Regions from separate parts of the Homo sapiens genome. Here regions 1, 2 and 4 are each linked to region 3. A link is a loop called in an ENCODE intact Hi-C map of the cell type or tissue named here. Cell type or tissue: heart right ventricle. All regions are shown on one strand. Links, peaks and the distances in the headings refer to the core of each region. The heading gives the core; the rest is flanking DNA.

The links. A loop is a pair of places that touch in the nucleus more often than their neighbours do. Peaks named below come from ENCODE experiments on the same cell type or tissue, not always from the same donor. Only the 100,000 strongest peaks of a DNase experiment are listed, where the experiment ranks them.
Region 1: a loop joins it to region 3, with 6 times the contacts of the local background. A loop is called at or near these places in 20 of 110 quality-filtered maps.
Region 2: it touches region 3 in a loop (10-fold over the local background); 86 of 110 quality-filtered maps call a loop at or near these places.
Region 4: it touches region 3 in a loop (3-fold over the local background); 24 of 110 quality-filtered maps call a loop at or near these places.

The regions. Positions count from the first base shown.
Region 1 is chr19:3,301,664-3,309,771 of GRCh38, reverse strand. LOC105372244 (a long non-coding RNA gene) reads left to right here and starts at 2,870. Exons shown (of 3, transcript NR_187753.1): 1 at 2,870-2,923; 2 at 6,737-6,976. In heart right ventricle, for the core only: CTCF peaks have their summits at 4,454 and 4,665 (motif pointing left); a DNase peak (open chromatin) is centred at 4,671; H3K27me3 peaks cover 1,873 bases.
Region 2 is chr19:3,542,173-3,547,172 of GRCh38, reverse strand. It overlaps TEKTIP1 (tektin bundle interacting protein 1), which reads right to left. Exons shown (of 4, transcript NM_001135580.2): 2 at 3,700-3,938; 3 at 3,493-3,618; 4 at 3,143-3,344. The coding sequence ends at 3,163. MFSD12 (major facilitator superfamily domain containing 12) reads left to right here. Exons shown (of 10, transcript NM_174983.5): 7 at 748-918; 8 at 1,005-1,099; 9 at 2,234-2,364; 10 at 2,441-2,974. The coding sequence ends at 2,463. Among named protein-coding and RNA genes, the nearest start is that of TEKTIP1, 5.5 kb to the right of the region's middle. RefSeq lists a cis regulatory region at 4,188 and an enhancer at 4,116-4,260. In heart right ventricle, for the core only: CTCF peaks have their summits at 1,705 and 1,917 (motif pointing left); a DNase peak (open chromatin) is centred at 1,912; H3K27ac peaks cover 742 bases.
Region 3 is chr19:3,614,980-3,623,087 of GRCh38, reverse strand. It overlaps CACTIN (cactin, spliceosome C complex subunit), which reads left to right. Exons shown (of 10, transcript NM_001080543.2): 3 at 2,286-2,381; 4 at 2,816-2,961; 5 at 3,846-4,008; 6 at 4,099-4,213. Among named protein-coding and RNA genes, the nearest start is that of CACTIN, 7.8 kb to the left of the region's middle. RefSeq lists an enhancer at 4,171-5,043. In heart right ventricle, for the core only: CTCF peaks have their summits at 4,151 and 4,353 (motif pointing right); a DNase peak (open chromatin) is centred at 4,406; H3K4me3 peaks cover 1,533 bases; H3K27ac peaks cover 1,679 bases.
Region 4 is chr19:3,311,334-3,319,441 of GRCh38, reverse strand. No RefSeq gene overlaps it. Among named protein-coding and RNA genes, the nearest start is that of NFIC, 51 kb to the left of the region's middle. In heart right ventricle, for the core only: no CTCF peak of the experiment used is centred there; no DNase peak of the experiment used is centred there; H3K27me3 peaks cover 4,334 bases.

The DNA of each region.
Region 1 (8,108 bases), core at 1,665-6,664, 310 kb after region 3:
GCAAGATTTAGAGGGAAACAGTGATAGAGAAAGACAGAGATACAGAGATAATGAGACAGAGAGGGAGAGAGTTAGGGAGAGAGAGAGACAGTGAGAAAGACAGATGGGAAAGACAAGCCACCCAGCCGTGCACAGTCAACGGGGTGGGCTGTGGACCGTCCACTGTGTAGCACAGCCTATGCCCCCACCAGAGACACCCGATTGACCAGCCACATTTTCCACTCTGAGAACTGAGGCCCAAGAGGGTCAGCCCAGTGATCAAAACTGCAGCAGCTGCTGCGCTGGGCCAGCACCTGGATCTTCGTGAGGATCCTCCATCTGCACCACACCCCCAACCCCGGTTCCTGTCCCCCCGTACCAAGGACAGAAGGCCCAGGTCTACACGTCTTTTTTTGTTTTTTAGATGGAGTTTCACTCTTGATGCCTAGGCTGGAGTGCAATGGTGCGATCTCAGCTCACCGCACCCTCCACCTCCCAGGTTCAAACAATTCTCCTGCCTCAGCCTCCCAAGTAGCTGGGATTACAGGCACCTGCTGCCACGCCCGGCTAATTTTGTATTTTCAGTAGAGATGGGGTTTCGCCATGTTGGCCAGGCTGGTCTCAAACTCCTGACCTCAGGTGATCCACTTGCCTCGGCCTCCCAGAGTGCTGGGATTACAGGTGTGAGCCACCACACCCGGCCTGGTCTACAAGTCTTTACCCACTCCATGCCTCAGTTTCCCTAGCTGAAAAACCAACAAGCCAGATTAGGGCAGCCTCTCAATGCTGTCACTCACAGACCACCCTTCTCGTTTTATCTGTGTCCAAGTATTAGTGAAGATTTTTCTTTGGATCAAACTGTTTGTTTTAAAAGACTTAGATATATTTAAAGAGAAAAGAATAACGCCTCCCCCGCACTACAGTCTGCCGTGAATTGAGGGCAGGTCCAAAGATAAATGCAACAAAAACCTCCTCAACCTTATCATAGTCTAACCAAACATCAAGCCTGAAGCCTGCTCTGTTTGTAAAAAAAGAAAAGCAAGAATTAGAGAGGTGTTAAAGACAGGTTAAGAGCATCCAAGAGCTGCAGGTGAAGAGCAAGTGATCTAACACAGGTGTAATTGGAATCCCACAGGAGAAGGAAGACTAGGGCAGCTGATTGTTTTCAGAGAATAGCCAATAATTTTCACAGATCCATGAGGCTCAGAAAACACCAAACAGAATAAATATCCTCTAAGAGACATACCCAGACATATATTCAAAATGCAGAAAATTGGCTGGGCGTGGTGGCTCACGCCTGTAATCCCAGCACTTTGGGAGGCTGAGGCAGGCAGATCACGAGGTTAGGAGATCGAGACCATCCTGGCTAACACAGGGAAGGTCTTGCCAGCCTTATAGGTCACAGGGAGGCTTTGACCCAGAGGAAGGTGGGAGCCTTGGAGTGCTGTAGGCAGAGGAGGGACAGGCCCTAACTCGGGTGCTCACAGCCCCCCTCTGGTGGCTGCTGCAGGGAGGACAGACTGTGTGGCAGAGGGTGGAGCCTAGGACCAAGGCAGAGGCAACTGCGCCAGGTCCAGGTGGGCAACGATGGGGCTGGACCCAGGCAGAGGAACAGGAAGAAGTGAGCGTTTGAGGATGGAATAGTGAGGGCAGGGGCGACAGGACCTGCTGATAGATTGGAGTTGAGCAAGAAACAAAAGATCCAGGATAGCGTTGATATTCGGCTCCAGCACCCGGAAGAATGGAACTGCCGGGCCGGGCGCGGTGGCTCACGCCTATAATCCCAGCACTTTGGGCGGCCGAGGCAGGCGGATCACGAGGTCAGGAGATCGAGACCATCCTGGCTAACACGGTGAAACCCCGTCTCTACTAAAAATACAAAAAATTAGCCAGGCGTGGTGGCAGGCACCTGTAGTCCCAGCTACTCGGGAGGCTGAGGCAGGAGAATGGTGTGAACCCGGGAGGCGGAGCTTGCAGTGAGCCGAGATCGCGCCACTGCACTCTAGCCTGGGCGACAGAGCGAGACTCCGTCTCAAAAAAAAAAAAAAAAAGAATGGAACTGCCATCAGCTGAGATGCAGACGACGAGGGAGGAGCAGGATTGGGGACCAAGGACAGAGTGTTGTCCTGACTAGCAACCCCTTAGCTGTCAGAGATTAGGGCTGAGTTCATTTGAGGCTTTGATGGAGGACAGACAGGCAGAGAAAGCTCAGACCCTTGTCCCCAGTCATCCTGCATGGGAGCCCCTGCGACCAGAGCCGGGAGCTGTCCGCGACCCCCGGTGCTGAAGCTCCCATTCTAAGCAGGAACTCCGGAGCCCCCGCTGGAGTAAAGTGTCTGACATGTAGTGAACGCTCAAAACGTATCCCTGAATTTCACCCAAGGTGGCAAAGCGATTTCAGCGTCATCGTACTGCGCTGGTTTCTATGTCCCGCACGCCCCAACCTGTACTTTACGGATATGCAAACTGAGACCATGAGAGGTTGCTGCACCTTTAAAAATCACGCAATGCATCACTTTATTATTATTATTATTTTTTTTGAGACGGAGTCTGGCTCTGTGGCCCAGGCTGGAGTGCAGTGGCACGATCTCCACTCACTGCCACCTCCGCCTTCTGGATTCAAGCGATCCTCCTGCCTCAGCCTCCTGAGTAGTTGGGATTACAGGCACTCGCCACCACACCCGGCTAATTTTTGTATTTTTAGTAGAGACGGGGTTTCACCATATTGGCCAGGCTGATCTTGAACTCCTGACCTCGGGTGATCTGCCCTCCGCGGCTTCCCAAAGTGCTGGGATTACAGGCATGAGCCACGGCGCCCGGCTACGTAATGCATCACTCTTGACGTCACAATCAGCTAGGCTCTGAAGACAAATCCGAGTTCAGGCTGTGGATTGGCTGATCCCTCATGAATATGTAGATTACTCTCACCCTTCACCTCGCTCTGGTAGGTTCAGAAAAGTGAGGGGGTGGAGAGGAGGCGGGGCTGGGGGCGGGGCTGGAAACTGTTCCTGTGAGGGTTGGGGCAAGTAGTGGGGCGGGGCCAGGGACTATGGACGTGGTCAGAATTTTTGTACATTTCGTTCCCTGCCTTCTCCCCAGTACCTTTCTACAACAGCTCCTAGTACCCAGTAGGTGCTTCATAAATGTTTATTGACTCTGGATTCCAGTAGGAGTGATGCCTGAGAGTTCACTTTTCTGACCGGGGAGAAGGTCCTATTTTGCCTATAATGTGATAGTATCATTGGTATCATTCATCTTGATCTGCCCAGTTCTGGATGTTTGCATAATAACCTGAGCCCAGGCCGGGCGTGGTGGCTCACGCCTGTAATCCCAGCACTTTGGGAGGCCGAGGCGGTTGGATCAGGAAGGCCGAGGCGGGCGGATCAAGAGGTCAGGGATTCGAGACCAGCCTGACCAATATGGTGAAACCCTGTCTCTATTAAAAATACAAAAATTAGCCGGGTGTGGTGGCGCGCACCTGTAATCCCAGCTACTCGGGAGGCTGAGGCAGCAGAATCTCTTGAACCTGGGAGGCGGAGGTTGCAGTGAACTGAGATCGCGCCACTGCACTCCAGCCTGGGTGACAGAGTGAGACTCCGTCTCAAACAACCAACCAAAAATTATGTGTATACACACACACACACACATACACACGTATATATACATATATACACACATATACATTATATGTATATACACACATATGTATGTGTATATATATATATACACACACACACACACACACACATATATATATATATATCTCATGAGCCCCGTCTTACAGATGAGGAAACTGAAGCTTGGAGAGAGAATGCAAGGCTTAAGGGCATGCATGTCTTAAGTCAATCAGCAAATATTGAGGACCCAGAGGTGAGGAACTCCAGCTCCCTTGGTCGGGACTCAGCTCCTATTTGGCCCTCAGTTTTACCCCCACACATCCTGCTTCAGTCCTCTGTGTGGTTTCGAGGCCACAGTTGAGGGGCTCTCTGTTTTCTAACTCGGACCTAGGTAATTCCTACTTTTTTTTTTTTTTTTTTTTTTTTTTTTTAGACGGCGTTTCACTCTTGTCGCCCAGGCTGGAGTGCAGTGGCGCAATCTCGGCTCACCGCAACCTCCGCCTCCCAGGTTCAAGCGATTCTCCGGCCTCAGCCTCCTTAGTAGCTGGGATTACAGGCATGCACCACCACACCCGACTAATTTTGTATTTTCAGTAGAGACGGGGTTTCTCCATGTTGGTCTGGCTAGTCTCGAACTCCCGTCCTCAGGTGATCCACTCACCTCGGCCTCCCGAAGTGCTGGGATTACAGGCGTGAGCCACCGCGCCCGGCCAGTAATTCCTACTTCTACCCCCACCTTTGCTAACGCCATGCCCTGGGCCTAGCAGGTCACGGGTGTCTCCATCCCAACCCAGCATCTCCGACCTCCAGGGTGGGAACAGAGTGTTCCAGGCTAGGGAAACCGCACGTGCAAAGGCCTGGCAGCCAAACCACATTCAGTTACTGGAGAGAAAAGGGGAGGAGGAGCGGGGCCGACCTTGCAGGCTAGAAAGTTTGCACGGGGCAACTTTTGCGTCCCAGGAGAGAAGCCAGGGAGTCCCCTCACAGTCTCCCTCCGAGCTCAATAAATCTTGCACATTTCAAGCCAAGGCACAGAGCCTGAAAGAAGGCATGGGTTTTTGCTGCCCCCTGCTGGTCGCTGGAGCGAAAGCATCCGGAAAGTAATTTTAAAAAAAAGTCTCATTCTGTCGCCCAAGCTGGAGTGCAGTGGCGGGAACTCGGCTCACTGCAACCGCCGCCTCCCGGGTTCAAGCGATTCTCCTGCCTCAGCCTCTCGAGTAGCTGAGATTACAGGTGCGCACCACCACACCCGGCTAATTTTTGCATTTTTAGTAGAGTTGGAGGGGGGGGTTGCCATTTTGTCCAGGCTGGTCTCGAACTCCTGATCTCAAGTGATCCGCCCGCTTTGGCCTCCCAAAGTGCTGGGATTACAGGCGTGAGCCACCGCACCCAGCCGGAAAGTGAATTTTTAAGGGCTGATTTATTTTAAAGCTTCTGCAGTGCTTTCTCCGGGCCAGGAAGGACTTTATACATATTAACGCTTTGTGAGCTGGATTGGCCTCGTTTTCCAGAGAGAGAGAGAAAAACTGGTCCCCAGAGGATTCAGCTGCTGGCTCAAGGACACACAGCCATTCAATGTTATAAACCGGTTTCAAACCTGGGACAGTCTGGTTCTAAACTCAACCATTGTGTTTTTAGTGCATTTATTAATGGTAAGCAGGTATCATGTGCTAGGCAACAGGGAACAGAAAAACAAAATTCAGCCAGGTGTAAGGGCTCATGCCTGTAATCCCAGCACTTTGGGAGGCCAAGGCAGGAGGATCGCTTGAGCCCAGGAGTTTGAGACCAGCCTGGGCAACATAACTAGTCCCCGTCTCTACAAAAAATACTGAAAAAAATTAGCCAGGTGTGATGGTATGCATCTGTAGTCCCAGGTACTTGGGAGGCTGAAGCAGGAAGATTGCTTGAGCCCCGGAGTTGGAGACTTCAGTGAGCTATGATTGTGCCACTGCATTCCAGCCTGAGTGACAGAGGGAGACCCTGTCTCAACATAAAAACAGGCTGGGCGTGGCGGCTCAAGCCTGTAATTCCAGCATTTGGGAGGCTGAGGCGGGTGGATCAGCTGAGGTCAGGGGTTCGAGACCAATCTGGCCAACATGGGGAAACTCCATCTCTACTAAAAATACACACACACACACACACACACACACACACACACACATACACACACAAAAATTAGCTGGGCATGGTGACCCATGCCTGTATTTTCAGCTACTCGGGAGGCTTAGGCAGCAGAATTGCTTGAACCCAACAGGTGGAGGTGGCAGTGAACTGATACCGCACCACTGCACTCCAGCCTGGGTGACAGAGTGAGACTCTCTTTCAAAATAAGTAAATAATTAAAAAAAAAAAACCCCATAACATTAAAACAAAGCCAAACACACTTACTGTGCACTCATACCATCCTGTCATGAAACCCGCCAGGTTATGTTGGGTAGACAGACATCAAACAAGCCAGCGCATACATAAGCAGGGGGTTATAACTGTGATCCCTGCAGTGAATGAGAAGGGAGGGGAACCGAGGCAGGAGTTAACGGGTCGCAGTTTCAAATCCTGGCTCCACCACATACCAACTGTGTGGCCTTGGGTTTTCCTCTCCACAAACCTGCCCCTCCGTTTTCTCATCGGCAAAGTGAGAATTATAATAGAAACCTACGTTGTTGGTTGGTTGTGGTGAGGACAAAAAGAGTTGATCACAAGCTGCACATAGCAGGTGCTCAATAGACGTAAGGCTTTACTGTGTGGCTGTAGCATGCTCTGGGGAAAAGGAAGCTACCAGAGTTGTGAAGAGTAAATGTTTGCAGTGGGCACAGTGGCTCACGCCTGTAATCCCAGCACTTTGGGAGGCCCAGCGGGGAGGCTTGCTTGAGCCCAGGAGTTCGAGACCAGCCTGGGCAATAGAGTGAGACCCCGCCACTCCAAAAAGTAAAATAATAAACTGGGCATGGTGACGCACACATTTGTAGACCCAGCTACTCAGAGGGATCTCTTGAGCCCAGGATTTCAAGACTGGACTGAGCTAGGATGGTGCCACTGCACTTCAGCCTGGGCAACAGAGCGAGACCCTGTCTCAAAACAAACAAACAAAAAGTCAGTGCAGTCTCTCTCTCTCTGTCTCTCTCTTTTGGATCACACTCCAGGAAAAACCAGCCACCATGTTGTAAGGATGCTCAAGTAGCACTATGGAGATTCACACGTGGCAAAGAGCTGAGGCCTCCCACCAACAGCCACATGAGGGAGCCAGAGTAGGAGTGGCTCCTCCAGCCCCAGTCGAACCTTCAGATGTGACAGACTTGGCTGCTGACAGTTTGCAATCTCATGAGACCCTGAGCCAGAACCACCCAGCTAAATCAGTCCTGGACTCCTGATCAACAGAAATGGTGTAGGTCAGATAATAATGTATGTTTTAAGCTGACAGACTGGGGGATGGGTAAATTGTTATGCAGCAACACCTAACTAATGCACCCTGCATGTCACTTAGCCTATGCCTCAGATGAGCACTTATAGCATAGCTAGTGTTCCTCTGTCCTAAGCACATCCTTGCTCATTCTTAAGGAGACACTCAGTGGCGGAATTGGTGTATTTTATTTTTATTTTTTAATATTTATTTATTTATTTGAGATGGAGTCTTGCTCTGTTGTCCAGGCTGGAGTGCAATGGCACAATCTTGGCTCAATGCAAACTCCACCTCACAGGTGCAAGAGATTCTCCTGCCTCAGCCTCCCAAGTAGCTGGGATTACAGGTGCCCACCACCATGCCTGGCTTACTTATTTATTTATTTTTTGAGATGGAGTCTTGCTGTGTCACCCAGGCTGAAGTGCAGTGGCATGATCTCAGCTCACTGCAAGCTCCGCCTCCCAGGTTCACGCCATTCTCCTGCCTCAGCCTCCCGAGTAGCTGGGACTACAGTCACCTGCCACCACGCCCGGCCAATTTTTGTATTTTTGGTAGAGACAGGGTTTCACCGTGTTAGCCAGGATGGTCGCGATCTCCTGACCTCATGATCCACCCGTGTCAGCCTCCCAAAGTGCTGGGATTACAGGTGTGAGCCACCGTGCCCAGCTAATTTTTATATTTTTAATAGAGATGGGGTTTCACCATGTTTGGCCAGACTGGTCTCGAACCTCCTGACCTCAAGTGATCTGCCTGCCTTGGCCTCCCAAAGTGCTGGGATTACAGGCGTGAGCCACTGTGCCCAGAATTGGTGTATTTTTAAGGGTGCACATTCTAAATGTTTAACAACATTGGGTTAAATTTTAAAAGCTTAAATTGGCCTATTTCAAACAATAACCTGAATTCTAATCTAATACATTTGATTTTGGGCCACTACACAGCAGCTAAGAGAATGCCAGAGAGCCAGGGTTCAAGTACTGCTGTGCAGCCTCAGGCAGGTCCCTTAACCTTTCTGGGCTTTAATTAACTTGTAAAGTGGGGATACTATTAACAGAACATACCTCAGGGAGTTGGGGCGGGTTAAATGAGTTGAGTCATATAAAATGCTTAAACCAGGC
Region 2 (5,000 bases), core at 1-5,000, 74 kb after region 3:
CTCCGAGTTCCCGCCTTGTAGAAGCCCCAGATCTAGGCCGGGCACGGTGGCTCACGCCTGTAATCCCAGCACTTTGGGAGGCCGAGGCGGGCGGATCACGAGGTCAGGAGATCGAGACCATCCTGGCTAACACGGTGAAACCCCGTCTCTACTAAAGATACAAAAACAAAATTAGCCGGGCGTTGGTGGCGGGTGCCTGTAGTCCCAGCTATTCGGGAGGCTGAGGCAGGAGAATGGCGTGAACCCGGGAGGCGGAGCTTGCAGTGAGATGAGATCACACCACTGCACTCCAGCCTGGGCGACACAGCGAGACTCTTGTCTCCAGAAAAAAAAAGCCCCAGATCTGGGAACAAGGAATTCTAGGATCCTGGCTTCTCTGTGTCTCGAGTTTATACACTCGCAGCCATGGAGCTCTGGCGCTTTCTGTCCACCCTGTGCAGCTACTGAGGGCTTGAAATGTGGCCGTGGGGACTGAGCCGAGTCCGTCGTTTGCTTTCGTTGTAACTGACCTGCGCTCAGGCAGAATAGCCACACGTCTCCAGCCGCTACGGCGTGGACAGAGAGCACAGCTCTGGCATGGAGGATCTGCAGAGCCTCGGTGTTGTGTCCAGGGCCAGAGCCAGGGCTCCTTAGGGACCATCCAGCTCATGCCTTGTTTGCTGGGGTTGGGGGTAGGGGTGGCGGATTGAAGCGCCAGGCTTGGGGGCACCCAGTGGTGTGGGCCTGACCCCGGGGCTGTCCCTGCAGATGACCTACTTCTCAGGCCTCCTGGTGATCCTGGCCTTTGCCGCCTGGGTGGCGCTGGCGGAGGGACTGGGTGTGGCCGTGTACGCAGCGGCTGTGCTGCTGGGTGCTGGCTGTGCCACCATCCTCGTCACCTCGCTGGCCATGACGGCCGACCTCATCGGTCCCCACACGGTAGGGCTGGTAGCCAGGCTGGGGTGGGGGAGGCCGGGTCCTAGATCTCGGGGTGCACGCTGACCACCTCGCCTGTGTCTCCACAGAACAGCGGAGCGTTCGTGTACGGCTCCATGAGCTTCTTGGATAAGGTGGCCAATGGGCTGGCAGTCATGGCCATCCAGAGCCTGCACCCTTGCCCGTGAGTGCCGCTGTTCGTTCATTCATTCTTTTGTTCAGTAAGAGGGGATTAAGCGCCTGCTGTGTGTCCAGCAGTGTTCTGGGTCTGGGCATCCAGCTGTGGACCAAAGACACCTGCCCCAATGGGAGTCATAGGCAGGGGAGACCTTTCCTTTCTTCCACTGAGCACTTCGTTTATTCACTCAACAAACGTTGGGTCCATGTGTGCAGTGCTGAAGACACCGTACAGAAATATATCGGGGGTGGGCCCAGCTGGAAGGGAGCCCCGAGTCCGTGTAACCCAGACCCACAGAACTCAGGGTTCAGACATGGATGGTTCTAGACCACAGCATCACAGCATTCACGCCTGTAGAGGCCCAGGGCCTGGAAACCACAGCCGGTCTGGGCCTGGGGCAGAGCCAGCCGTGTTAATAGTCACAGAGGTGAACATGTGGTTGGTACCGGCGTGGGTGGTGTGTAAAGGTGAACGCTCAGAGAAACCTGGACAGCCAGGGCAGGAAGCCAGGGAGGGCTTCTTGGAGGAGGTGACGTGGCCCTGACACCTGCAGGATGTCAGAGCATTCCAGGCCAATGGGGAGGGACAAGTAGTGCCAAAGCCCTGGGGCAGGACCACACCTGGCATGTTGTGTTGGAAGAACAGGGAGGAGGCCTGTGTGGCTGGAGTAGAGGGAGGAGGGGAGGGCAGGTCGTGCAGGGCCTGGTGGGCCATGGGGAGGACTTAGGGGATTTGACCCTGAGGACAGTGGGACTCACAGAGAGCTGTGGGCAGAAGAGGGACAGGCCCTGACCCAGGCGCTCACAGACGCCCTCTGGTGGTTGCTGCCGGGAGGACAGCTGCTGGGGGAGAAGTTGCAGCCTGGGACCGGGGCGGGTGCAGGCGGGCCATGCTGGGGCTGGACCATGAGGAGACAGGGAAGGGGAGACATGGTGGATTTGGCATGGATGCTGGAAGCAGGGCCCACAGGACTGGCCGAGCTGTTGGGTGTGGGACAGGAGGGAGGGAGTGGCAGGGCCCCCAGCTCCTGGATTGGACAGGACGGAGCCGCTGTCGGGGGTGAGGGGAGGCACAGGTTCAGCTTGGGTGGCGGGGGGGTGGTACCCGCGGTGCCTACTCATCCCCCGCCTCCTCCCACAGCTCAGAGCTCTGCTGCAGGGCCTGCGTGAGCTTTTACCACTGGGCGATGGTGGCTGTGACGGGCGGCGTGGGCGTGGCCGCTGCCCTGTGTCTCTGTAGCCTCCTGCTGTGGCCGACCCGCCTGCGACGCTGTGAGTCCTGGCCCACCCCTCCCTCCCCAGACACTGACCCACACTCTCTAATGCCATTTCCACCCCTCCCTTGCAGGGGACCGTGATGCCCGGCCCTGACTCCTGACAGCCTCCTGCACCTGTGCAAGGGAACTGTGGGGACGCACGAGGATGCCCCCCAGGGCCTTGGGGAAAAGCCCCCACTGCCCCTCACTCTTCTCTGGACCCCCACCCTCCATCCTCACCCAGCTCCCGGGGGTGGGGTCGGGTGAGGGCAGCAGGGATGCCCGCCAGGGACTTGCAAGGACCCCCTGGGTTTTGAGGGTGTCCCATTCTCAACTCTAATCCATCCCAGCCCTCTGGAGGATTTGGGGTGCCCCTCTCGGCAGGGAACAGGAAGTAGGAATCCCAGAAGGGTCTGGGGGAACCCTAACCCTGAGCTCAGTCCAGTTCACCCCTCACCTCCAGCCTGGGGGTCTCCAGACACTGCCAGGGCCCCCTCAGGACGGCTGGAGCCTGGAGGAGACAGCCACGGGGTGGTGGGCTGGGCCTGGACCCCACCGTGGTGGGCAGCAGGGCTGCCCGGCAGGCTTGGTGGACTCTGCTGGCAGCAAATAAAGAGATGACGGCAGCCTGGCTCCTGTCTGCCTGCGGGGGGGCTCTGGGCAGGGGTAGCCTGGGCATCTCAGCCCTGCCCTGGTTGTGGGCGGCCAGCGAGCCCAGTGTCTGCCTCTGTCCCGAGCCTCTGGTCCCCTGGGACTAGGTTAGTGCCCCCTCATCTGGGTGCAGAGACAGTGGGTGCATCCTGGTAGCATGCCTTTATCGGGGAGTGGGTGTGAGGGAAGGCGGGGACCGCTGGCAGGTGGAGGGGCAGTATGGTTCCAGGACCCACTCCCGGTAGTTCTGGGTGGTGCCGGGCGGGCGCTGGGGTGCCGACAGGGAGGGCACGTAGTCTGATGCCCTCCACAGTGGCTCCACCCCGTACCGGTTCCTGTTGAGCACTGTAGGTGGGACTCGGGTCACCATGTGCCCCCACCTCCTCGCCGTTGGCCAGCAAGGGGCTCCTGGATCGCCCCGGGCAGTTTCACCCTGGCCTAGGTGGCCTTGTCCCCCTGGCCTCCCAAGGACCCACCCTGCACCTAGCCTCACCGTATTCCTTGCCCCGGATTGGCCTGTCTTTCCACAGCGCGCTCCCCCACCGGGTGCTGGGGGCCTGGTACTGGGCAGGGACGATGGGGTCATGCCAGGCGGTCTCCCGCAGGTGCTGGGTGTAGGCTGCGGTGGGGCGGGGGCTGGCGGTCATTCCTGTCCCCCTCTGGCAGGCCCGCTGCCCAGGGCGGGGGGGGGGGCACTCACCCGATGGCATGCTGCACTCACGGTGTTGGTAGCAGCTGTGCCAGCGGTTGTAGGCCTCGCGGAAGGGGCTGGCCGGGGCCCGTGGCAGGTTGTACCAGGCTTCCCAGGCGTCCGAGTTGGTCAGGCCTGTGTACCACAGCTGGCCGGCTGCGTCCCGTCCCATGGGCGTGTACTTCCAGCGTGTGGCCTGCCTGATGGCTGGTGGCCAGCGGGAACCCTCCAGGGACAGGTAGTCATCGCTGAGGGTGGGCAGGGGGCAGAGACTGAGCCCATGTCTACAGCGAGTGCTTTGACCCCTTTGCGATGTCTGCCAGGGTGGATGATGTAGAGGCCTGGCCCACGGCGTGGGGTCTCCCTCCCTCGCCACTTGGAGTCTGTCCTTCAGCCCTGTACCCCTCACCCCAGAGTGGGTGCTTGAGGAGAGAGGCTGACTCCCCCTCTCCCCACACATCGCACCCCAAGCACCCAAGTCAGCACTAAACCTTTCTGTTCTCAGCTTTTCTTGCCTGGAGAAGAGGGAGGGGAGAGGACAAGGGCCCTGGCTACTCCTGGATTCCTACAGTCCTTGTCCAGCCTCCAAGACCCACAAGTCCCTTCCTCTGGGAAGCCCCCCTGGCCTGGAGGTGCACCAGGAAGAAGTGGTCTGGGGCTGGCACTAAGCCATGGCCCAGGGAAGACTGGGGGACCCACTAGGCCAGGTGTGTGGCTCACGCTTGTAAACCCAGCACTTTGGGAGGCTGAGGCAGGTGGATCACTTGAGGTCAGGAGTTCGAGACCAGCCTGGCCAGCATGGTAAAACCCCATCTCTACTAAAAATACGAAAATTAAGCCAGGCATGGTGTGGGGGCGGGGGGCACCTGTAATCCCAGCTACTCAGGAGGCTGAGGCAGGAGAATCGCTTGAACCCAGGAAGTGGAGTTTGCAGTAAGCTGAGATCGTGCCCTTGCACTCCAGCCTGGGCAACAGAGTGAGACTCTGTCTCAAAAACAAAAAGACAAGAGACTCAAAGATGTTTTATGCTTTGACCTTGCTCTTGGGAATATGTCCCAAGGAAGTCATCCCAGAAAACAAGGTTGCTGGCCCCAAGACAGTCTAGCAGGGTTCAAAACAATCTCATCTGCCCTGCACGGAAAGCCCGGTTCCAGCTCTCATGGCAGGAACTCTGCTTAAATCCTGACTAGACTCCCAGGTGCCCACAGAACATGGGAGTAGCCTGGTCAGTTACAGAGCCTGTTTGAGGGACCCCACATAGACTCGGCTTTTCCACTAGAAAGGCAATTTCAAGATCAGGAGAACCTCAC
Region 3 (8,108 bases), core at 1,672-6,671:
ATTTTTTATTTTTTTGTAAAGATGGAGTCTCACTATGTTGGCCAGGCTGGTCTCGAACTCCTAAGCTCAAGTGATTTTCCCACCTCGGCCTCCCAGAGTTCTGGGATTACAGGCATGAGCCACTGCGCCCAGCCCACCGTCATTTTCTTGCCATTAACTGTGTCTCTTGCGGTGTAAGCTTCAGCCATTCTTTGCCCCGAACACCAGCCCAACCTGAAACCTATCTAGAGAGCCAGCTCTTGGCATCATGTACCCAGGACAGGGTTCCACAGTTCCAGGCGCTCTGTCGTCTGAGCTGGTTCTTTCGTTCTGCGCCTGCCATTTAGCCACCAGTCACACCAGTGGCATAAGACAACAGAACTTATCATCTCTTCGTTCTGGAGTCCAGAAGTCCAAAATCAAGGCGTGGGCAGGTGTGGGCAGGACCCCACTCCCTCTGGGGGCCGAGGGGAGGCCCCTCCTGCCTCTCCCAGCTCCAGTCATGGCCGGTGATTCCTGGGCCCTCCCTGGCTTGCAGCCGCAGAACCCGGCCTGTTCCTGTGTTGTGTGGCGGTCTGCCTTCCCGTCTCTGTCTCCATACGGCCTTCTGCTCTGTGTGTCTGTGTGTAAATGTTCCTCTTCCCATGAGGACACCAGGCATTGGATGAGGGCCCGCCACCTCCAGGATGACCTCATCTTACCTACGTCTGCAAGACCTCATCACTTTTTTTTTTTTTTTTTTTTTGAGATGGAGTCTCACTCTGTTGCCCAGACTAGAATGCAAAGGCGCAATCTCGGCTCACTGCAACCTCCGCTTCCTGGGTTCAAGTGATTCCCCTGCCCCAGCCTCCCAAGTAGCTGGAATTACAGGCGGGTGCCACCACACTCAGCTAATTTTTGTATTTTTAGTAGACAGAGTTTAACCATGTTGGTCAGGCTGGTCTCGAACTCCTGACCTCAAGTGATCTGCCCGCCTTGGCCTCCCAATATGCTGGGATTACAGGTGTCAGCCACCATACCTGGCCAAGACCTCATTTCACATGGGGTCATGATTACAGCTGCAGGGGTTCAGACGGGGATGTGCCTGTGGGGGACACAGCTCATCTGAAGCAGCATCCACTTGTGGAGGGGGTGGAGCAGGCAACGTGTGGGCTGGGCCGACTGCACCTGCTCGCCGGTTGCGCAGTTGGGAGCTGTGGGGTCTCCAGGTGGCTTCTGCCCGATGTCGTCTGAGAACACAACGAGCTCCTTCCGCCTCGGGGCCCTCACACTGCCGCGCCCCTGCCTGGACATGCTCTGCCCCTTCCCCGGCTGTTCTCTTCCGTCAGGCCTCAACTGACACATCCCCTCTTGAGAGACCCCTTCCTGGCCCCTTGCTCCCCAGACCCCCCAGAGTTCTTTATTGAGGCACACACTGCTGCCTGGCACTTCATCGCCACCATGTGCTGTGCACCTGCGGTGTGCTGGGCACCACCGTGAGCTCTGGGCGGGCAGCCATGGAGGAGGAAGATGTGGTCATCGTTGACGCCTGTGGAAGCGGCCCCAGGCTGGGTTGGATAGACCACAGAGTGGCCCGGGTGTCTGGGGGTGGTCCCCAGCCAGGCAGCCTGTGTCCCTGGAGGCAAGTTCTGGGCGGCAGGGGTTCCTGGAACCCCCTCATGGCGACGGGGCACCGGGAGCCTGAGGAAGGTGGTCGGGAAGTGGGGGCTCCGCGCCAGGCTCTCAGACAGCTGCTGGAAGAAGCCAGCTTTGAGGGTCTCCAGGCTGGGACAAGCCCATCAGTGGCCACCCCTGTGCCCCGCTGTGTGGGCGGGGCCCCATGACCCCACAGGTTTGCTTTCAGAGCTGCTGCTGCCCCCACTCACTGTTCCTGCCCTGTCCCACGTGCAGTGGGGGACCCTGACTTGCTGAGGGCGTGGCCTTCACGTCCGAAGCACTCAGACTCCCGGGTAAAGCGAGTCAGCAGGCCCCGAGCAAGGCTCTTCTGTTGGGGGCTGGGGTGGCCCCGAGCAAGGCCCTCCTGTTGGGAGTTGGGGCGGCCCCGAGTGAGGCCCTCCTGTTGAGAGTTGGGGTAGCCCCTTCTTACCCTTTGCATACATCTCACTCCCAGTGGGGGCTCCATGTCTGCACTGAATTGGATGCACTGGGTTTCAGGAGTGTTAAGGAGGGGGTGGAAGACGTGCAGTGCTGGCAGGTCACCTCTCTCTGCAAAACAAGGGCCCTGGTCAATCTCTTGGACGAAGGAGCTGAGGAGGGGGGCGAGGGGGCGGGTCTGTGCTCAGGGCAGGTGTGCCTGGTGCTTCCAGGCCCTGGAGAAGAAGGGGATCAGCCACCTGGAGGAGAAGGAGCTGAAGGAGCGGAACAAGAGGATCCAGGAGGACAACCGGCTGGAGCTGCAGAAGGTAGGCACCCTGCCAGCCCACTGGGCAGGGCCCTCCCTTTCCAGGGCCTGGAGGCCCGCCCCCTTTGGCAGGACTTGAGGGGCTTAAGTGGGAAGTCCTGGGGGCTGGCTTCAGGTAAGGCTGGATCCAGGGGCTCAGACCATGGCCCCAGGAAACTGTTTCCCTCCACCTCTCGGCTCTGCTGGCCTCGGGCCTTCACTCCCACATGCTCCCTTCAGGGTGGCCGAGAGGGCCCCAGCTGATCTGAGCTGCTGAGTCTCGGGCAGGAGGGCCCTCTCCCTTCCCAAGGTCTGTCCACCAGCCCAGGCATCTCCGGACCAATCCCTGTGCCCAGGGCAGCTGGGTGAAGGCTGGGCCCCCATCATCACAGCCCCTCCCCCCGCAGCCCTGCAGACCGCACGGTCCCCGCTGCCCTCAGCCTCCTGTGCCTGCAGGTGAAGCAGCTGCGGCTGGAGCGGGAGCGGGAGAAGGCCATGCGCGAGCAGGAGCTGGAGATGCTGCAGCGCGAGAAGGAGGCAGAGCACTTCAAGACATGGGAGGAGCAGGAGGACAACTTCCACCTCCAGCAGGCCAAGCTGCGGTGCGCTGGGGCCTCCCCCTCCCTCCGACCCAGACTTGGAGCCAGGGCCGGGCACTGGCTGTCACTCTGGAAGCCACTGCTCTCCCACCCTTCAGGGTCCCACACGGCACTTCCTGGGACCTTCCCTTCCTGACCCCTTCCCGGGCGGCAAGGCTTCTGTCTCCTGCCCTCCCCTGCTGGGCAGGGTGCAGAGGAGACGGGCCCAGGTGAACGGCACCCCACGCATGCTGGACGCCAGTCCTGCACTGACTGCAGTTGTCCCTCCCACACTCCACCCAGGAGGGTGGCACCCCCATCCGCCTGGTTTACAGACAAGCTGAGGCTCCGGGGTGTCCCTGCTTGCCTTGGGCCCCGTGGCGGGTGACATCAGGCTCCTCCCAGCTCGGGCCTCCCTGGTGACGGGTTCCCTTGGGTTGGACCAGGGCCCGCCTGCAACGCGTACCCCCCTGCAGGCCCAGAACAGAAACCCGGCTCTCTGCCCCGAGTGGTCTGCCTGGGGGAGGAGGTGGTTGCAAGGCAGTGACTACTCTGGTCCCCCAGCCTGCCTCTGCTTCAGCTCCTCCACTCTTCCCCATCACAGCCCACATAGAAGCCGCCATCCTGGGCACATCCCAGAGGCCCTCCAGGAAGCCCCTCCCACCTGGCCCACCTCCGGGTCCACGCTGCTTGCACTTTGTCTGCACTGCTGGCCTGCGCCCTTTGGCTGACCCGGCTCACTCTACCTTATGCCTCCTCCTCCTCCTCCTCCAGGAAGCCTTCCCTGACCACCCCCAACGGGTCAGGCCCCTCCTCGGCTCCCACTGGTGTGGTCACCCCAAGGGCAGGGTCTTTAGCATGGAGGGCACAGCCCAGGCTCTGATGCCACCTTCCCCTGCTCCCCACAGTTCCAAGATCCGCATCCGGGACGGGCGGGCCAAGCCCATCGACCTGCTGGCCAAGTACATCAGCGCTGAGGATGACGATCTGGCCGTGGAGATGCATGAGCCCTACACGTTCCTCAACGGCCTCACCGTGGCCGACATGGAGGACCTGCTGGAGGATATCCAGGTACCCAGCCCCACCCGATGCTCCTCTGACCTGCACCCTCACCCCCACCCCAGCCACACCCGTGTCCTGACCCCTGCCCCCTGCCCCCAGGTCTACATGGAGCTGGAGCAGGGCAAGAACGCCGACTTCTGGCGGGACATGACCACCATCACCGAGGACGAGATCTCCAAGCTCCGCAAGCTGGAGGCCTCGGGCAAGGGGCCAGGTAACGGCGGGCATGGGCCTGGGCTCCAGGGGAGCTGCGGGGGCTACAGTGTTCACCCAGAAGCCTCAGACTTGCTGTGGGGCCTGGTGCTCTCTGCAGGCCTCGGTTTCCCCAACTGGGGCCTCCCCTTCTGGGCCGAGCCACCAGGGGGCAGCAGCGGGCAGTAGGCCCTGGGAGGGATGAGTGGGGCGGGCCTCTGTCTGGGGTGCAGGGCCAGCAGCGTCCAGACCCAGCGTCCCGTTAACGCTGACTCGGCGGTGCCGGCCTTATGGGAGCCACGGGGCTTTCCGCTCAGGTTTCAGTGCTCTCAGTGGCTCTGCCTGTTTGACAGCAAGTCTCGCTCCACCTGGCCTGAAGGCCGTGCAGCCCAGCTTCAGGGCGCTACCTGTCCCGTGCGTCAGTTCGTGCCCCTCCAACCTGATGGGCTTTTAAAATCACGTTTCCCCCCCCTCCGTGTGGTTGCACACACATGGTCACCGGGGATGCTCTAAAGCGTCTACCCTGAGCACTGCGGACATGCGGGCTGGGCCGTTCCCTAGGGTGGGGCCGTCCTGGACACTGCTGGGTGCTGAGCAACGTCCCTGGCCTCCACCCAGGGTCAGGAGCACCCCTAGTCCTGACAACCGCAGATGTCCCCAGACGTTGCCCAGAGTCCCCTGGGGGCAGAATTGCCCTAGATGAGACCCCCCCCCCCCCCGGTCTAAAAGCCAACCACAGCAGCCCTGCCCCCTCCCCGCCAAAATCCACGCCCCAGCGGCTGCTGTAACAGTGCCTGGCTCTCATGGGCCACGCATCCCTGTCGATAGACCCGGTCCTTCCCCTGCCCTCCCTCTCAGGCCTTGGGTGCCATCATGGTGGCCGAGGATCCCAGGAGGCTGGGTCAGTGTCATTTGCAGCCCTCAGCGTGGTCTGTGGCAGGTCCTTCCTAGGAAAGAGCCTGTGGCTTTCCTCTTTTTCAGTGGAGCTTTGTGTTCCCCGGAGGTGGAGTTCACTCAGCCATCCTGTCCCTCCAGTGGTCTCCTCCGTGGGGCACATTCTCCCGTAACCTCAGAGAGGCAGGGCAGTTCTCCAGCATCAGAGGTGTGTCCGTTAAGGGTCTTGGTGTGCTCCTGCTGGTGGCAGCGGGGCTGGGCAAAGACTTCTGGGTGCAGTACATTTTCCTTCAGAAGCCGCAGACCCTACCCACCGGCTGCAGGAAGCCTGGGAGGCGTTTCCAGCGTTGCCCTAGGCCCCGCCCTCTCCTGTAAGACTGGGAGGCGTTTCCAGCGTTGCCCTGGGCCCGGCCTCTCCTATAAGCCTGGGAGGCGTTTCCAGCGTGCCCCACTGCCCTAGGCCCCGGCCTCTCCCATCCCTTCCATGGCCTTCTGCCTCCACCACGTCGCTCAGCCCTCCTTTCCCCTCACGCGTTACAGTTGGGGACCCCAGGTGGCTTTGGTGTCTTCCGAGGGAGTTTGTTTCTGATTCTCCTTTCAACATGGTTTCCAGGAGTAGGGAACCGAGGGGTCTTGACTTTGCTGTCCCCCTGGAGACCCACAGAGCCCCTGTCCTGGATCTTCTTAAATTAATTGGGGTTTTCCTTTTACTTTTCATTTTTCAGAGACAAGGTCTCGCTCTGTCGCCCAGGCGAGAGTTGAGTGGCGCGATCAAGGCTCACTGTAGCCTCGACTTCCTGGGTTCAGGTGATCCTCCCACCTCAGCCTCCCTAGAAGCTGGGACTACAGGCGCTCACCATCACACCCAGCTATTTTATTTTTTGAGAAGGAGTCTCACTCTGTCACCAGGCTGGAGTGCAGTGGTGCGATCTCTGCTCACTGTGACCTCTGCCTCCCAGATTCAAGCGATTCTCCTGCCTCAGCTGCCCAAGTAGCTGGGATTACAGACGCGCGCCATCACGCCCAGCTAATTTTTGTATTTTTAAGGAGACAGGGTTTCACCATGTTGGCCAGGATGGTCTCAATCTCTTGACCTCATGATCCTCCCACCTCAGCCTCCCAAAGTGCTGGGATTACAGAAGTGAGCCACTGTGCCCAGCCACTTCTGAAAATTTTTTGTAGAGATGGGGTCTCACTGTGTTGCCCAGGCTAGTCTTGAACTCCTGGCCTCAAGCAATCCTCCTGCCTCACCTCCAGAAGGGCTAGGATTAAAGGCATGAGTGACTGCATGCTTTTTCTTTTTAATTTTTACAAAATTAAAGTTTTTTTATTATTTCTGTAGGTTATTGGGGAACAGGTGGTGTTTGGTTACATGAATAAGTTTTTTTGTTTTTTGAGACGGTGTCTTGCTCTCTTGCCAGGCTGGAGTGCAGTGGTGTGTTCTCAGGTCACTGCAACCTCTGCCTCCTGGGTTCAAGCAATTCCCCTGCCTCAGCCTCCCAAGTAGCTGGGATTACAGGCACCTACCACCACACCTGGCTAATTTTTTGTATTTTAGTAGAGACAGGGTTTCACGATGTTGGCCAAGATGGTCTTGATCTCCTGACCTCGTGATCCACCCACCTCAGCCTCCAAAAGTGCTGGGATTACAGGCGTGAGCCATCGTGCCCGGCCGTTTACATGAATAAGTTCTTTAGTGGTGACTTGTGAGATTTTGGTGCACCTAGCTTTTTCTAGGAAGTTCTAACCCTACAGGAGGTTGTGCAGTAGAAAACGGGTGTCATCCCAGCTCAGCTTCATTAGCCTCCCACCCTGTGTAGGGCCTGGCCTTTCCCCCACGCAGCCCCAGGGCCCTTGGCCTGCACCCCCAGCCTCTAGCAGCTGCTGGGACCCCCTAAACCCCCGGGCCCCCTTGTGGGCATTCGGGAGGCATCCAGACATGCAGCAGCATGTCCAGACCCGGCTTTCTATAGACGCTGACCTGGCGGCACCTGGCCTGGCTTCCTGGGAGCCTCGCGGCTGGGCTCTTCTGCTTGGGTTTCAGTGTTCGTGGTAGCCCCGCCTGTCTGGGCACGGCCGCGCTGTGCTTGGCTGGGGCTGCCACGGATTCCAGTGCCACTTAGCGCCCAGCAAAGGGGCTGCAGCTCTGGGTGCCGATTCCAGGGTCCCAGGTGATTGGCTGGAGGGGACTCGGGTCCGTCTAGACTCTATCCAGTCCCCTGTGGTGTAGGTGTGGGCCTCTTGACCCTCTGTCCGCCAGCGGGGACTGGAGAAGGCAGGTCTCGAGCAGGGTGCCTGCACTGGTCACCCCCGCCCAGTGTGTCACCAGCAGCTATGCACCAAGCTCCCTGTGGGCCCAGCATGGCACAGGGAACAGCAGCAGCCAGCCCCATTGCCCGCCTCGGGAAGCTGCCATCGCTGGATGGTCAGGGAGGGCTTCCTGGCGGAAGGGATGTTCTCACTGAGCATGGAGGATGCGAGGAATTCAGGAAGCGAATGGGACAGAGAAGGATGGGTAGCTGGCAGGAAGCACAGTGCGTGCAAAGGCCCAGAGGTGGCAGGGGTTCGGCATGGGCAGCAAGGGGCAGGGTTGCGAGGTGAGGCCAGACCCAGCGGGGTGGGTGGAAGTGGCCTGAGAGCAGCACTGAGGCCGCCGGGATGCCACGTGGTGTGGGGCAGAGCACGCGGAGTCAGGCTAGGCTCCAGCCTCCCAGCACCCCACTCCCGCCCTCAGCAGCCTCCCCGTCTATCGAGGAGGGACTTGAGCCTCGGGCCCCTGGGCCAGTGGTAGATGCCAGACAGACTCCATGTAGGATGGGGGGCGGCGGTGGGGAGCTGTTTGTCCTGGGGCGGGCCCAGGACTTCCCCAGGGGCCAGCAGGGTGGCCTTCTTTGCTAGGCTTCACAGAGGGAAACTAAGGCCCAGAAAGGGCAGGCCACTTGCCCACAGTCACACAGCCCAGGCTGGCAGAGAAGATCTGAATTCCAGAGAGCCTGGCTACCGAGCACACCCCCCAACCCCCT
Region 4 (8,108 bases), core at 1,866-6,865, 300 kb after region 3:
GACTACAGGCACCCACCACCACCCCCGGCTAATTTTTGTATTTTTAGTAGCGACGGGGTTTCGCCATGTTGGCCAGGCTGGTCTTGAACTCCTGACCTCATGATTCACCTGCCTCAGCCTCTGAAAGTGCTAGGATTACAGGCATGAGCCACCGTGCCTGGTCTCTGTGTGTGTGTGTGTGTGTGTGTGTGTGTTTGTCTGTTTGTTTCTAGAGACAGGGTTTCACTCCGTTGCCCAGGCTGGAGTGCAGTGGCACAATCATGGCTCACCATGGCCTCAACCTCCTGGGTTCAGGCGATCCTCCCACCTCAGCCTCCTGAGTAGCTGGGATTACATGCATGCACCATCACGCCTGACTAATTTTCATATTTTTTTGTAGAGATGGGGTTTCGTCATGTTGCCCCGGCTGGTCTTGAACTCCTGGGCTCAAAGGATCCTCCCATCTCAGCCTTCCAAAGTGTTAGGATTAAAGTTGTGAGCGACTGCCCTGCCATGACTTGTTCTTGGAATGAATGAACAGATAAATGGATGAACTTAGCTACCTTATGATTTTCCCAGGCCAGGGGAACTTTTGTTTTTGTGGGCTCTTTCCTTCACAAAAAATAGAATTGTTTAAAATGATCTTTTATGGGCTGGGTGCAGTGGCTCATGCCTGTAATCCCAGCACTTTGGGAGACTGAGGCGGGTGGATCACCTGAGGTCAGGAGTTCAAGACCAGCCTGGCCAACATGGCGAGAACCCATCTCTACTAAAAATACAAAATTTACCCAGGCGTGGTGGCGGGCGCCCGTAATCCCAGCTACTCGGGAGGCTGAGGCAGGAGAATCGCTTGAACTTGGGAGACAGAGATTACAGTGGGCCAAGATCGTGCCACTGCACTCCAGCCTGGGTGACAGAGCGAGACTCTGTCTCAGAAAGAAACAAACAAATTTATCTTTTATGGCTGCATGGGCACACAGATGAATAGAATCCAGACGGGATGCATAACCATGTATTCATTATTATCATAGTTATACGATACATTAAAATGGAAATATTTCCATGAGCCCTAAAGGTCTCAGGAGCCCTGTGCTGTGCCTCCTGTAGCTCTGGGAGATGTTAACTCTGCCTTGGGATTTAGAGGCTAAGGTTGAACGCCCGCCCAGTATCCTCTCTCTCCATCCAGCCCCACATTTTGAATCCTTCGTGGATCCTTCATTCGCCTTGGGAGCCTGGCTGCTCTGAGTGTAAAAGCATCTTTTGAAAATCACCTGGTCCACTCTATTTAAAAGAATGGAGGCTGGGGCTGGGTGCAGTGACTCACGCCTGTAATCCCAGTACTTTGGGAGGCTGAGGTGGGCGATCATCTCAGCCCACCAGGTCAGGAGTTCGACACCAGCCTGTGGTGTGCTGGCTAACATGGTGAAACCCTGTTTCTACTAAAAATACAAAAAATTAGCCGGGCGTGATGGCGTGCACCTGTAATCCCAGCTACTTGGGAGGCTGAGGCAGGAGAATTGCTTGAACCCGGGAGGCGGAGCTTGCGGTGAGCCGAGATTGTGCCATTGCACTCCAGCTTGGATGAAAAGAGCAAAACTCCGTCTCAAAAAAAAAAAAAAAAAAAAAAAGAATGGAGGCTGGGTACAGTGACTCACGCCTGCAATACCGGCACTTTGGGAGGCCAAGGGGGCAGATCACCTGAGGCCAGGAGTTCAAGACCAGCCTGGTCAACATGGTGAAACCTCGTCTCTACTAAAAATACAAAAATTCACCAGGCATGGTGGTGCATGCCTGTAATCCCAGCTACTTGGGAGGCTGAGGCAGGAGAATCGCTTGAACCCAGGAGGCGGAGGTTGCAGTGGGCCGAGATCGCGCCACTGCATTACAGCCTGGGCAACAGAGTGATACTTCATCTCAAAAAGAAAAAAAAAAGAATGGAATTTCCACCAACAGAGGCTTGCATGCCTCCTGTGACGGATGCCTCATTACCTTTCACACACTCAGGAGAAAGCACTTACAGAGGTCAAGCTGATCCCTGCAGAGGCCAGGCTCTGCCCTCTGCCCTCTTTAGCTTCTTCTGCCCTAGGGAAGCCCCGCCTAGGGAGATTTTGAGTCCTGAATCTTGGGTCCTGCTGCTTCAGCTCTTGTGTTTGGGAACCCCCTGAATGTGTGGTTGATCCTGTGGGAGGGCGCAGGTGACCCAGCTCTGAGCCAATGCCAGAGAAATGTCAGGGAGAGCTTGGAGAGCTGAACTGAATTCCACCCCTAGGCATCTTCTTTTCTTGGGCTAAAGCCCTGAGTCTCTCAGTCTTTCCCTGAAGGCTGCCCTATCCGCTTTCCCTGTCTGGACATACTCCGGTTTGATACCTCCCCTTGACTAATGAGTGGGTCCATAACCTCCCCTATACTGGGGCTTCTACCTCTATTGATAAGACCTCAAGTTTGCACTGAAATGTTCTCCTTTTCTCAAACTGCCAGTTCTGCTTGGCTCGCTAAGGACCCAGGAGATGGAGATGAGGAAGGGCTCCCCACCTCCCCCACCTCTGACCTCTGACCTCAGGCCCTTCTCCCACTCCCAGCTCTGTTCTTCACTTGCTGGGTGACTTTGAGCAAATCACTCAGCTTCTCTGGGCCTTCAGTTTAATTGCCAAGTCCCAGCCTTTTTTCATCTGAAACCTGCTCCCTTCCCTGCACCTCCAAGTCCCCATCATCCCTCGCCTAGAAGCCGCCTCAGCCTCCCCTGGTCTCTGGCTGCCACATCAGCCCCAGCCACCCTTTCTCCCCACAGAAGCCCAAGGAAGCTTTAAAAATATAAAATAGGTCCCGTCCCTCCTCTGCCCGCAGCCCTCCATGGCTCCCACCTTCCTCGGTGTCACAGCCCAAGTCCTCCCAGAGGCCATCAGGTCTGCGTGACCTGCCCCGTCCCTTCCCTGCCCTCTCCTCCTCCCTTTCTCCCCCTCCTCACTCTGGTCCAGCCACACAGGCCTCCTCGCTGTTCCTCCAACAGGCCAGATGTGGTCCTGCCCCAGGGCCTTTCCACATGCCACGACCCATGCCTGGAACTCTATTCCCATTTCTCTTATCTGAATGAATTCTGTCATCCACCAGGTCTCAGGTCAGATGTCACCTCCTCAGGAAAGCCCTCCCAGATTGCCTGGGCTCACTCAGGCCCCCAGCGCCTTCTCACTGCTTCCTCCTACAATCGTAGTTCACTCCTACTTTGTGCACAGATATTTTTATCCTCTGTCTCCCGCTCTGGGACATTTGCCCCAAGAAGGCAGGGACTTTTTTTTTCCTGTCTGGGTCACTGCTGTGTCCCCCGTATGGAGAAATGGGGCCTGGGGTACAGCGAGTACTCAAATGTTGGTTGTATGAAGAATGAAAAGTGAAACCAATGCAGGACACTCCCCAGGGCTGTGGGAAAGGTCTCTCTGTCCTTGTAAACCCCAAGACTTTGGTGCTCAGAGACTAAGGAAATGACCCCAGAGGCTCTGACCCCACCTGAAGCAGACACACCCCAGAGACAGCAGCTATGAGAGGTCACAGCAGGTCATGAGGTGCCATGTCCCACCTCGAGGCCCAACTTTCCTTGGCGACCCACAGAGCACCTGCCATGAAACCCGAGAAGTCTAGGCCGCTCATCATTTCCCTGATGGGAGAACCTGCGGGCCAGAGAGGGTGAGCCACTGTCCCAAGGTCACACAGTAAGCCCAGGTTGAAACACACATCTGCATGATGCAGACCTGTGTTGACGGGTTTTCAAGTTCCCCATGGATCACCGGCCAGCTCCCAGACAGCTGGATGGACCGACGGACTGAGAGGCGGACAGTGTGACGGTCTCGCGCGGACCCCAAGGGCCGTGGACACTGGCCCCCAGCCAGGCTCCATAACTGTGCCCTGTCTTACACACAGAGCTGCCCCGGAATTGCTTCTTACCCCATCCGGTGGGTCCCAGTTTCAAGGGACGTGGCCTTAACCACCCCCCACCACCACCACTGGAAGCTTCCGGAAGGGTGCCCAATCTTAGGGGTGATGCCATAGTCCTCCTCTGGGCCAAAGCAGGCGACAGCCCCACCCCACCTTCCCTCGGCCCTTGGCCATCATCCAGCCAGAGCGAGGAGGGTGTCCACCCCGTTTTCTGGGACCACAGGGCACAGAGGCAGGCGAGGGCTTGGCCGGGGTCACACAGCAGCCCAGTCCCTGGGCCTCACGCTCCCCAGCCCGCTGAGACCTCCCCACCCTCAGAACATCCCATCACAGGCCCTGGGCCCAGCACAAGCATCTCCAGGACCACTGATCCTCTGCAAAACCGTCCAAGGGAACGGCCACCCTGGTGCCCTCGTGGGCCACAGAAACAGGCACTTTCGGGCCCTTAGCGGTGCCTGGGCAGCCGCGGACTCGTCTCCAGGTGGAAGATGCAAGAATTATTCTGCTCTCCATGATCTGGGCTCGGTTTCACCACCTCTGACCACCTTCCCCGACTTCACAGCTCCCCAGTGGGGGGGTCACCGCCGCCCCCCAACCACGCCTGGCTGGAGAAGCCTCCTCGGCCGGCCGCCCCCTCCTGCCCCCGGCCCCGGGCCACGGCGGGCCCCGCTCCACTCACCATCCACCACATTTTAGCCGTCGTGTCGTAGCACAGTTGCCATTTGACCGAGGTCTCTCCCGGCTTGCTGGACACGGGGGGCCCGGGCACCTCCATGCTGGGGCGGACGGCGAGGGCGGCCCCGAATCGCCTTATGGGGACCGGAGTGCGGGCTGGGCCGGCCGCCTGGGAGGCAGGTCCGGGCACCCGGCTTCCATGATGCCGTCACACAAGCAGCTTTTCTCTGGGGAGTCGGAGGAGGGTGCCGGGGACACTGGGAGCTGGAGAGCATAGACGAGAGAGTGAGAGAGAGAGAGAGAGAGAGAAAGAGAGACAGAGAGAGAGGAGAGAAGAGAGAAGAGAGAGAGGCAGGAGGGCTTGGGATGCGTTAATGTGAGACACACCAGGCCACTCTCAACTAAGTGACCACCCACAGCCCGGCGAGGCTGTCACAGGCCGTGTGTGTGTGTGTGTGTGTGTGTGTGTGTGTGTGTGTGCAGCAGCCGTTGGTGCAATCAGACGGGGCCATGGATTTGTGAATGAAGCTCAAACTCTGATTGGAAAATCCCCCCTCCCGCCCCCCGGAAGGAGCGTGGCTTCTCCCGCCTGCCCACCACCTCCATCAGGGACAGACGGATGCGCAGGACCCGGCAGCCTGGGGCGGGAGGGGGAACGCCCCCCCCCACCGACCCCCCCCCCCGCAACACCCACCCACCTCCGCTTCCCAGATGCCAGCCGGGAGGGTGCCCCTGTGAGCGTGCTCCAAGGCCTCCGTTAGCTCCGGGCAGGGCTCGGCTGTCTTCATGGGACCCTGGAGGGGTAAGTCTTTTTTTTTTTTTTTTGAGACAGAGTTTCACTCTTGTTGCCCAGGCTGGAGTGCAGTGGCGCAATCTCGGCTCACTGCAACCTCCGCCTCTCAGGTTCAAGCAATTCTCCTGCCACAGCCTCCCGGGTAGCTGGGATTACAGGCACCTGGCCACCACACCTGGCTAATTTTTGTATTTTTAGTAGAGATGGAGTTTTGCCATGTTGGCCAGGCTGGTCTCAAACTCCTGACCTCAGGTGATCTGCCCGCCTCGGCCTCCCAAAGTGCTGGGACTACAGGCGCGAGCCACTGCTCCCGGCGTGACTGTCACTATTTTATCTTCTCCTTCCTTCTCCTGGCCTCCAAGCAGAGACAAGTTGGGGGGTTTGGGTGGTAGGGGGTGGGGGGGTTCCTTTTGTTTCATAATGTAACAGTCGCTGTGCATTTATGGAGCATGAAGTGTATGCCCGGGTGAGGCGAGAAGGGGCTGGTCACTGGTGTGTATGTGGGGGCTGGATGTCCTGGCCCGCAGGTAGCAGGAGGGACTGCAGATAGACTGCAGGAAGAACTTCCCTGGGGAGGGACTGCCCCTTAGCTCTGACATGGCAATGACAGGGCCCACCCGGAACTCCTCTGGCCTCTGCTTTTCTGTGTCCTCTCCGAGTGCTCGGAGGGAAGTGGAGGCTGAGCAGCTGGCGCAGGACATGAATGGGGACCAGGCGCCTCGCTGTGTCATTGGGGCTGAGGACGGGGTGGCGTGCTGGGGAACGTGGCCACCCCAGTCTCGTCTCCTCTGCTCAGTCCCCGGCACCGTGGAGGAATCTTCCTAAAGTGCAGCTGTGGCTGGTTCCCTCCTCTCTTGGCCTCCCTTCATGGTCTCCAACATAAGAACCCGACGGCGACTGGACCCGGCTTCCCACTCATCCCCCTTCTCTCACTAATGCATGTCACCGTCCCACTTCCTGATGACACCACGTTCTTCTACAGCTCCGGGCCTTTGCTTCTGCCTGGGATGCCTTTCCTCTTTGCACCGCTGAGCAACTCCTATGCATCTGTCAAAACCCAGCCCAGACATTGCCCCAACCCTTGAGGACAGAGACAAAGGCAAACAGACACAGAGACAAATGGAGGGACAGAGATGGGGAGAAGGTTGGAGAGAGACAGAGAGAGGAAGGCGAGACACCCAGCCACGCCACGCCCACTGTCTGGACCACAGGCTCTGAGTTTCCACCCTGAAAAGCCTGGATTAGCAGCCACATTCTGCTCGATAGGAAGGTTCCCACAAGACCCAGCCTTAACCCCAAGGGATTGAGATTGTCTGCATCCAGTACAGCCTCCCCCAGCCTGGGGGGCTCCTGGAGGGCAGGGCCCGGGTCTGAACCCTCACCGGGACCCCGGCATCCCCTGGGACTCAGCTGTGCACACAGTAAGCACCTATGATGCTTGACAGGGCAGGTGTATGGGAGAGACCCTATCATTTGAATCATCGATATTAATAGCAATGGCTTGGCCGGGTGCAGTGGCTCACACCTGTAATCCCAGCACTTTGGGAGGCCGAGGCGGGTGGGTCCTTTGAGGCCAGGAGTTCGAGACCAGCCTGGCCAACATGGCAAAACCCCATCTCTACTAAAAATACAAAAATTAGCCGGACGTGGTGGTGCACGCCTGTAATCCCAGCTAGTCGGGAGGCTGAGGCAGGAGGATTGTTTGAATCCAGGAGGCAGAGGTTGCAGTGAGCCAAGATCGTGCCACTGCACTCCACCCTGGGTGACAGAGCGAGACTCTGTCTCAAAATAAAAATAAAATAAAATAGCTGGGCGTGGTAACTCAAGCCTGTAATCCCAGTACTTTGGGAGGCCAAGACAGGCGGATCACGAGGTCAAGAGACAGAGACCAACCTGGCCAATATGGTGAAACCCGTGTCTACTAATAATACAAAACTTGGCTGGGTGTGGTGGCATGCATCTGTAATCCCAGCTACTCAGGAGGCTGAGGCAGGAGAATCACTTGAACCCAGGAGGCGGAGGTTGCAGGGACCCGAGATCGCGCCATTGCACTCCAGCCTAGCGACAGAGTGAGACTCCGTCTCAAATAAATAAAATAAAATAAATAAAATAAAATAAAATAAAATAACTCCCCTGGGCCCCCAAGATCACTTTCCTGCTTTTTCTTCAAAGCACTGATGACTATTCCCTATTTCTTGCCTGTCTCCCCCAGTGGGGTGTTGATTTCAGGAGGGCCGAGAATTGTGTTGGTCTCATTCACTGCTTTGGCCTCAGTGCCTGGAACAGTGCCTGGCTCAGAGTAGGCGCTCCGTAACAGATCTGTTGAATGCAGGAATGTATGCATGAATAGAAAGTCAGGGTTTTGCAAATATTGGAGTTTCCTGCTGATTTTTGCAAAAGGCATTTTCATCCTGGCACTAAAGATGGAGGCCTGGCAAAGGACTGGCTGGTGTGTGGGGAGGGGCGAGGGGAAGGGCTGGGCGTGAGCTTTCCTGACCCTAGTGGGGCCATGCCTCGGTCATCCTGCCCAGCTGAGGCCGGCAGAGCCCGGCCCAGCGGACGCAGTTCGCCCACATGGAGGCCCCCGCCCCGTAACTATAATTTGCCTCAGTACCTTGTGGTCGTAGGAGACAATTACCCCACAGATGTGCGGTTGGAGTCAGGCATTCAGACGGCGGGTCAGAGCCCGGGCCTTGGCGGAAGGCAGATGTGGGAGGCAACCTTCAAACGGGAA